Linked DNA regions of Homo sapiens: region 2 is linked to region 1. A link is an interaction called in ENCODE POLR2A ChIA-PET data of the cell type or tissue named here. Cell type or tissue: MCF 10A. All regions are shown on one strand. Links, peaks and the distances in the headings refer to the core of each region. The heading gives the core; the rest is flanking DNA.

Region 1 (4,394 bases), core at 244-4,243:
CCAGCTAATTTTTTTGTAGTTTTAGTAGAGACGGGGTTTCGCCATTATTGGCCAGGCTGGTCTGGAACTTCCGACCTCAGGTGATCCGCTCACCTCGGCCTCCCAAAGTGCTGGGATTACAGGCGTGAGCCACCATGCCCAGCCACAAAACTATTTTCTTTTTTCTTCTTTTTTTTTTGGAGACTGAGTCTCTCTCCATCACCCAGGCTGGAGTGCAGTGGTGGGATCTCGGCTCACTAAAATGTACGCCTCCCGGGTTCAAGCGATTCTCCTGCCTCAGCCTCCTGAGTAGCTGGGACTACCGGAGCTCTCCAACATGCCTGAGTAATTTTTGTATTTTTAGTAGAGACGGTGTTTCACCATCTTGGCCAGGCTGGTCTAGAGCTCCTGACTTTGTGATCCGTCCCCCTCAGCCTCCCAAAGTGCTGGGATTACAGGCCTGAGCCAACGCGCCAAGCCCAAAACTATTTTCTACTCCAATGTGCAAAGCAACCTAACAAGAAAAACCTTAAATATTTATTCTTTTTTTCCCTGCTAATGACTGGACTGCATTAACCTCGTATTTTCATTTGAAAATCATCTTGTTTCAATGATAATTGCTTTGTCATCAAAACAAATAATTTTTTTAAATTTAGTTTGATGACTGACAGCATGGCTAAAACATAAACAATTTCAAACTTCATTATTGTATATTTTTTCCTGTGAGGAATAACTAGCTTCCACATTTTTTAGAATGTTTTTCTTATTTTGTTACAAAAGTGTAAGCCGAATAAAAGAAATTTTTAGGAGGTCGAGTTTAAAAGTTTTCACTAAATTAATTAATTAACTAATTAATTAATTATTTTTGAGACAAAGTTCACTCTGTCACCCAGGCTGGAGTGTAGTGGCACGATCTCGGCTCACTGCATCCTCTGCCTCCCTGGTTCAAGCAATTCTCTTGCCTCAGCCTCCTGAGTAGCAGGATTACAGGCACCTGCCACCATGCCCCACTAATTTTTGTATTTTTAGTAGAGATGGGGTTTCACCATGTTGGCCAAGCTGGTCTCAAACTCCTGACCTCAGGTGATCCACCCGCCTCAGCCTCCCAAAATGCTGGGATTACAGTCGTGAGCCATTGTGCCCAGCCTAAATTTATTTTTTAGATAAGTAAGTCTAGCTAAAGGTGACAAGGCTAAATACAGAAATGCGCATGTAAAAAGAAATGCACTTGGGAATGTATGTTGAGAAGACAAGTTTCCCACTGGCCATTCATTTAACAGCTTGCATCACATTGCAACTATCTTTCCTTGTTGATAATATGGGAATGAGTTAAAGAAATAGAAGAAATTAAAAGGGAGAAAGATTAAAGTCTGCGAGTGAGGTGGCAAAAGAGTTCAAAATAAAGTAAATGCTTCTAGAGAAAGCAAGTAAAAGGGGGCACGAAGAATTCCACTATAAATCATGCTAAGTGTGCTTAGACATCACAACTCCAGAATTACTCTAAGTGCTACCTTTTCTTGATGAACAAAGTGCAAGTAAGTGACCTTTGGTACCGACACCTAACTGTGCGAATAGTCAAAATATCCTGTAACAGAATCCATCAAGACCACTTAAAATTGCTTAATTTTGATGGTACTTTGTGATAAAATCATGAGCCAACTGTGAAAGACTATCTACCAGGCCCGCCTTTTCAAAAACTAAACATTATTGGGTGTGGTTGGTTGATTATGAAAAGAGAAACTACACTAATTCTTGGTAGTTTTGACAACGCCTTTAATGATAAAGAAGTGTGTTTAACATGTGTCTCTCATGTTCACTATGGTAAAGTTGATCAGTTTAACTCTTTGCAAACAAGCAAGAGATCCTGCAAGCAGGAAGCTTTTCTGTGGAACTCCTGACGCAACACAAACCATAACAGTTACTGCAAAGCTTAATGCAAACCCTCTAGAGTCCACGCTGACAAATTCTTTAACAAGCCCTGTGGTTACAGGGAAGCTGGTTTCACTGTGACTCACTCCTGCTCAAACAGTTTACTGGAAATGAAGGGGAGGGGGAATTTTCAGAGAAGTCATGTGATGGCCAGACAAACCACAACCAGTAAAGGTTCATCAGAGTCAAAAACAGGTCCCAGCAACAACTGACACCCAGAGTCTTCAAATGGTACTAAAGTGTATGAAAATGTGTCCTGTTTAGTTTCAGATCATCTACACCATAAACTCTTTCATGAATCTGTGTATGTAAAGGAAAAACTTCACAGCAGGAAAAACCAGCAGGCATTGACATGGTGTAGGCAACTGCAACCGCACACACTTCATAGGAAAATGTGCTTAAAAGAGAATAGCATTAGTGGAATGCCAAAGCACTTTCGTGAGTATTTAAATAATCTTATCAATTCCTTTCCCATAGTCTTTAAACTCAAATGATCAAACACATATTCTATCATTATCAAAAGAATCCTTCACTTTGACCCTATAGTTTGAAAAGGGATGTTCGCTAGATAAATGTCTATTTTGTTTTACTGCATTAAAAAAAAGGCATTGGCCATAAGAATGAGAACTACCATTACAACTAATAAACTGTTTTTTGGTTTTATATTTTCACTAGTAAAATAATGTAAATAACTCAAAACTTCTGAATAGGACAAAGATCCTATTAAGCTAAAAAATAAGATTTTTTTCAGCCTTAAATTTAATAGAAATTAGTAAGGTAAAAGATACTAGTATTAAAACTTAATTTGGGGATTTAGCTTCAACATACAGAGTAGGTAGCAATTATTGATTATTAATTACATTAATTACTATAGTCCTAAATAGAACCTAAAAATGTTCCCTTAAAAAAAGATTAAATTCAGAAACTATAAAATAGCCTTTGAGGAAATATTCAACCTAAAATGGTCGGCAGACTCATGAACGATACTCAACAGAAAGACAAGCTAATTGATATGAAAATAGAGGAAAAAAACTGATATTCTTTTTTATCTTTTTTTTTTTTTTTTTTGAGATGGAATCTCACTCTGTCACCTAGGCTGGAGTGCAGTGGTGTGATCTCAGCTCACTGCAACCTCTGCCTCTCGGGTTCAAGCGATTCTCGTTCCTCAGCCTCCCAAGTAGCTGGGATTACACATGCCTGCCATCATGCCCAGCTAATTTTTGTATTTTTAGTACAAAAAATTTTGTATTTTTACAAGGTTTCACCATGTTGGTCAGGCTGGTCTTTAGCCCCTGACCTCAAATGATCCACCTGCCTTGGCCTCCCAAAGTGCTGGGATTACAGGCATGAGTCATCATGCCAGGCCCCGATATTCTTTGAAAAGGTGAAGTTTTAAGACTTTTACATTTCTGATTTAATTTTAAATTTCCTATTCTGATAGCAATAATAAGAAGTAGGAAATTTCACATAGTCAGCAACCTAACACTGTGAGAAAGAATCCAAGTAGCAGGTCATTAAAACAGATGACATTTAGGAAAGTAAACTTATTCAAAACATATTCTTGTAAGTAAATATGTACCACAACGTTTCTACTCTATTGTGTAAGCTTTAAATACAAAAATACCACAACCACTCCCGGACTCCTCCATTATTTCAGTAATACTGGCTGCCCTAATTTTTCAGGATACATCATGCAAATAAGTTCTTTTATTTTTCAAATTATTTTATTCCTAAAGTATCTTTAATTTTTCTTTTTGGTTATACAGCTTATAGAATAAACAAGTCACAAGAATCTTCATTTGTTTCTAAAGTATATAATTTTACAAAAGTTGTTTTACTCAATGTGAATTAAAATTTGCAAGTCTAAAAAAATAAAAAAATTTTAAAAAGTAAAAAAATTTGCAAGTCATTTAACTTGGTGTCTTTTATATTATCTTCAGATGACAATTGCTCTCAGATGACTATTAAACTCAAAGATGCAATACAGTTAAATCTTCCTTTCTTTGTAAAATTACTGTTGTTCAATTACATTTTACAGCAAAATAAGACTGAATATTAATGGACATGTTTCATGTAATGCTACACTTTTTCTTACTGTTATTTCATCATCTATTCAAAGTATCCACTGCATGAGTAGTATGTGTAACAGTAGGCAGGCATTGTTGAAAATACAAACATTTTTAAGCCCCCTTCTTAAGGAGTTTAGACTCCTGGAGAGATAAGAAAAGTCTATAAATAGTTTTAAAAGAAGGTAGAATGTGATAAGTGACACAAGAAAGACATAGCTGGGCTGAGATAGGAATTCAGAGACAATTTGAGAGGAGTGAAGGGGGTGAGGTAGGGGTAGGAAGGGAATCATAAAATAGTTCACAAAGAAGCCAGCAGCACATAAATTGAAAGGTAAGAAAACTGAAAAAGTAGACATGCAGATGGGAAGAAATGACACACTAGGCAAAGTTACGAAAAAGAACAATACCGCATAGTGG
Region 2 (4,394 bases), core at 176-4,175, 1.9 Mb after region 1:
TATCTTATTTTAAACTGCAGAAACAAGGCATATTTCTTGTAAGAACACCAAAGGTTGCAGAGGTACATGAAGCAAAGAGCAGGAGTTGCCCCCACACAACCCTTCCTTTTAGGTAACTGCTGCCTTGGATTTGGTGCATATCCACCCAGACGTCTTCCTGTGTGTACCCAAGTGTACACATGGACATCCAGACATTTGAACAAAAATGGTACGGTGTACACATGGCCTGGCCACTTGGTTTTTTTCATGCGATTCTATTTGGCACTGGAAGGTGTTGGCTGCATGTGGATGTGCCCTGTGTTTTTTGTTGCATATGGGGTATTGAGAGACAAGTGGGTGGTTCCCCATTTTAGCTCTGCATTTACGGCTTTGCACGCGTGGGCCTGTGTTTCACCAGATCATAGCCTGTTTGGGGAATGTGAGCTGAGCACGCACTGGGGAGGCCCTCCAGCCCAGAGCCATCTTCCCCGCCAGCCTCAGTCTTTCCCAAGTTGCTTGCCACCCCCAGTGCAGCTAAACTGAGCTGAGCTGTGAGCTTCCTTGTGAAGGAGGGCCACCCACCTGGCCTCAGCACGCAGGCAGCGCGCAGCCAGGCATCCCCTCCCCTCTGGAATACCAGAGTGACTTAGAGCTGGGTGGAGAGTTGAGCAGCAGGCTGGAGTGTGTGTGTGTGTGTGTGTGTGTGTGTGTGTGTGTGTGTGTCAGAGAGAGAGAGAGAAGCTGTAGCCATTAGCCTGCTGGTCTCTAGTGGTACCGGGTGGCAGTGTTCTTCATGGTGACTTGCAGGACCCTCGAGGCATGCAGCCCCCTCATTCGCTCAGGAAGGCCCAGTTAGGCCTGGCAAAAGGCCACCTGTAAAGCCAGGGACCAGCCGGTCTTTCTCCAGCACCTTTTTCTGCAGAGCCCCGGGCAGCTGGTGGGAGAGTACAAAAAGGCCTGGAAAATCCGTAAACTGTATAATCAGCCCCTGCATCTTGGCCGCTTGACTCTGTTTATTGCTTCCTGTCCCCGAAAGCCCTTTACAAAAAGAGCTGCTTTGGTAGGGGGATGAGTTGGACCCGGTGGGTGGCCTGCCCCTGTGGTCCCAGCACGGATGGAGCAGGTAGCTTCCCTGAACAAGCCACCTCTGCTGCAGCCACCCCTGCAGAGCCGAGGAAGGGTGGGAATGAGGCCCCCCCACTCCCCTACGGTAGGGCGATCCCCCCACGCCTAGCCCCTAGGGCCATTTACTTTGTAATTGCCAAAGGACAGGGGTCCCATTTCTCCCAATTTCCTTGAAGGCCTCAAGGTTAAGCTCTCCTGAAGTGCAGGAGGGGAGCAGAGTGAAATCTTAGCCTCTTGATGACCCCTGTGAAATGGGACGGGGAGCAGGGGCCATTCCCGGGGAACTAAGGACAGGCCTGGGCCCCAGGGCTTATAAGGCTTGCTCAAAGCCTGTTTTTTTGTTGTTTGCATTACATTTTTAGAAACAGATTTTTCCTCGTTGATTGACTTTTTTCCTCTGGTGACCATATTCCCTTCCCTCCCTCCCACCTCCCCAACCTTCATCCCTCTTCTCCAGAATTCAGCCTTTCCCACCACTCCTGGTGGCTGATGTGTGACTTTTTCAGGGAACAGCTGCAGCTCGAAAAGTTGCCCGAGACACAGTGTTTCAGGGTTGCTGGGTGCCCGTGAGGATGGTTATGGGTGTTTTTCTCACCTAGGAGACGCGGTGGGGTAGGGGGGCCAGGACAGCTGCATGGTTGGAGGAGAGATGCCATCTTTTGGCAAGGGGGTGCAGGAAGGCAGTCTTCCTAGAGCTGGGGCTGCCCCCTGCCAGCTGGGGTGAGGGGGTGTCTTTCATCTCTCCCAGACGCAGGGCTCCCACTGGGGTCTGGCTGCCCAGAGTCCCATCCTTCCCTCTGTGGCCGGCCTTGTGCCTCCTTTGCTTGGTCTCCCTGACTTGGAACACTTTTGACCACAAAAACCCTGATTTTATCCCTGTTGGAAACCCTCTCTGATTTTTTTTTTTTTTGAAACACGGTCTCTCTCTCTGTCACCCAGGCTGGAGTGCAGTGGAGCCATCATAGCTCACTGCAGCCTTGAACGCTTGGGCTCAAGTAATCCTCCCATCTCACCCTCCTGAATAGCCGGGACTACAGGTGTGCACCACCATGCCTAGCTAATTTTTCCTTTTGTGTAGAGAAAGGGTCTCTATGTTGCTCAAGCTGGTCTCAAGCTCCTGGCCTCAAGTGGTCCTCTCATCTCAGCCACCCAAAGCACTGGGATTATATAGGTTTTCATATACTGTGCCCAGCCTCTGATTTAAAAAACAGTGGAGATGAGTTGGCCTGTATTTTCTCTGTGGACCTGCTGTATGGGGCTGTGGGTTGGCCTGCACTTTTCTGCAGGTGGCCTGTCTAAGCTGACTTCCACCTGGGACCTGTGTGTGTTTGAGCCTGTGCTTTGGTTGTGCAATTCTGAGCCTGCCCCACCCTCCTAGCTCCTTCCTGAAAGTGAAATGCTACAGTCTTTGCTCAAGAACAAAGGACTCAAGCTCAGCCCTGCATGTTAATAATTTTCAAGTGTGGCCACTTCCTCTTGCCTGGCCTGACTCACCCTGGCTGCTGCCCATTGTGGCTGCCATGGAAATACAACTCGAGGAGAACCCAGACCAGGACAGGGAGGCCATGTTCTGGGTGGCAGTGGAGCCTGGCAAGGTGCCCTCCTGGCCTGGGACTGCTGTGGCAGAGGAAGCATGAGGTGGGGCCTGGCCTGCCCAGCTCAGAGCTGAGGTGCCCCCTTGGTTTTTTACCTCCCTGTTCCCTGGCTGGCCCACTGCACCCACGCACTCAACGCAGTGGCTTCGCTCCTCCTCCAGGATGGCTGGAGGTGGGACCATTGCCAGGATGGCCTCAAGTGCCCAGCCCTCCTGGAAGACTCAGTTTCCCTCTTTGTCCCATGCAGAGGTGCAGAGATTCATTATTGTAAGTGGGGTGACAACATGGTGAGGGGTTGGAGTGTGGGCTCTGGGGTAGAATCCTGACCTGGTTACTCCTGGCTGCGAGACTTGGGGCAAGGTATTTAACTCCTCTGTACTTCAATCCCCTCCTCTGCAAAATAACAGTCCCTACTTCATAGGATTGTTGTGAGGATGGCATGGCACCTGGGCCAGCTCTCTGCTATAGGGTTTGTGCCCAACCTGGAGCCTGGCTGAATGCAAAGCGTTCGGGGACTTTCCCGCAACGTCTTAAGCTGTTGAGTGCTGTGCACACGTAAAGCACAATCATTGTGGACAGTCAGTGTGGTCAGAGTGAGAGGATAATCTATCTTGGGATTCTCAAATGACTAGTATCAGCAGATCCTGGCTACAATTCACAGATGTTTCCCCTGTGGAAGCTGGGTTTTCATCCTTGCCTTTCCTGTTCATCCTTCCTCTTTAGTTATTTTGCACATGCACACAGGTTCACCATACACAAAGGTAGCATGAATCTCAATTCAACCCGTGTCCGGGCTGTGGGTCTGCTAATCCCCACAACTCTGCTGTTAGGGATACACAGACCTTGCAGGACGAGTCAGTCATATGTTTGCCACCAGCAAGCAGTGTTCAAGCACTACCTGAATGTATCATCGTTTCTCTTTTTGAGATGGAGGTCTCGCTCTGTTGCCCAGGCTGGAGTGAGTGGTGTGATCTCAGGTCACTGCAACCTCCGCCTCCCAGGTTCAAGCACTGAATGCATCATGGTTTTTTTTGTTTTTTGTTTTTTGTTTTTTTTTTTCTGAGGTGGAGTCTCGCTCTTGTCTTCCAGGCTGGAGTGCAATGGCGTGATCTTGGCTCCCTGCAACCTCTGCCTCCCTGCAACCTCTGCCTCCTGGGCTCAAGCAATTCTCCTGCCTCAGCCTCCTGAGTAGCTGGGATTACAGGCACCTGCCACCACGCCTGGCTAATTTTTGTATTTTTAGTAGAGATGGGGTTTCACCATGTTGTCCAGGCCGATCTTGAACTCCTGACCTCAGGTGATTAGCCTGCCTCGGCCTCCCAAAGTGCTGGGATTACAGGTGTGAGCCACCATGCCCGGCCAGTGCATCATATTTTAATGATGATTATCGAAGAAGCCAAGGGACTGAGAAATGTCTAGCTGCTTCTGGAAGATTCTTGCAACTGCTGGCTGCTTCTCATGCTGTTTTCTCATATCCCTTAAGTCTAATTAAACTTGCAACCCATTTGTAGGCTGGGGCCGTTCCGGCTACATCCTCTATACAGCCCAATCCCTCATGCCCATTCTGTGTTGGGAGAAGGGGAGCACACCATTCACACCTCCCAGGTGGCTGCTTCCCTGTGACAGACAGAGTAGGTGCAAGTTTGGGCTTGTGAGGTGATTTGGCAGTGCCTTTGTTTGATGACTGTTGACTAA

The links. Peaks named below come from ENCODE experiments on the same cell type or tissue, not always from the same donor. Only the 100,000 strongest peaks of a DNase experiment are listed, where the experiment ranks them.
Region 2: POLR2A ChIA-PET joins it to region 1 with 5 read pairs; 1 of 35 experiments calls an interaction of 5 or more read pairs at or near these places.

What each region holds. Positions count from the first base shown.
Region 1 is chr17:59,784,272-59,788,665 of GRCh38, reverse strand. The region is part of intron 7 of VMP1 (vacuole membrane protein 1); the gene reads right to left. Among named protein-coding and RNA genes, the nearest start is that of MIR21, 55 kb to the left of the region's middle. RefSeq lists an enhancer at 1,746-2,225. In MCF 10A, for the core only: no CTCF peak of the experiment used is centred there; DNase peaks (open chromatin) are centred at 1,975 and 3,335.
Region 2 is chr17:57,901,558-57,905,951 of GRCh38, reverse strand. All of the region lies in intron 1 of CUEDC1 (CUE domain containing 1), which reads left to right. Among named protein-coding and RNA genes, the nearest start is that of CUEDC1-AS1, 8.4 kb to the left of the region's middle. RefSeq lists enhancers at 2,092-2,171, 2,322-2,391, 3,722-3,771. In MCF 10A, for the core only: no CTCF peak of the experiment used is centred there; a DNase peak (open chromatin) is centred at 2,541.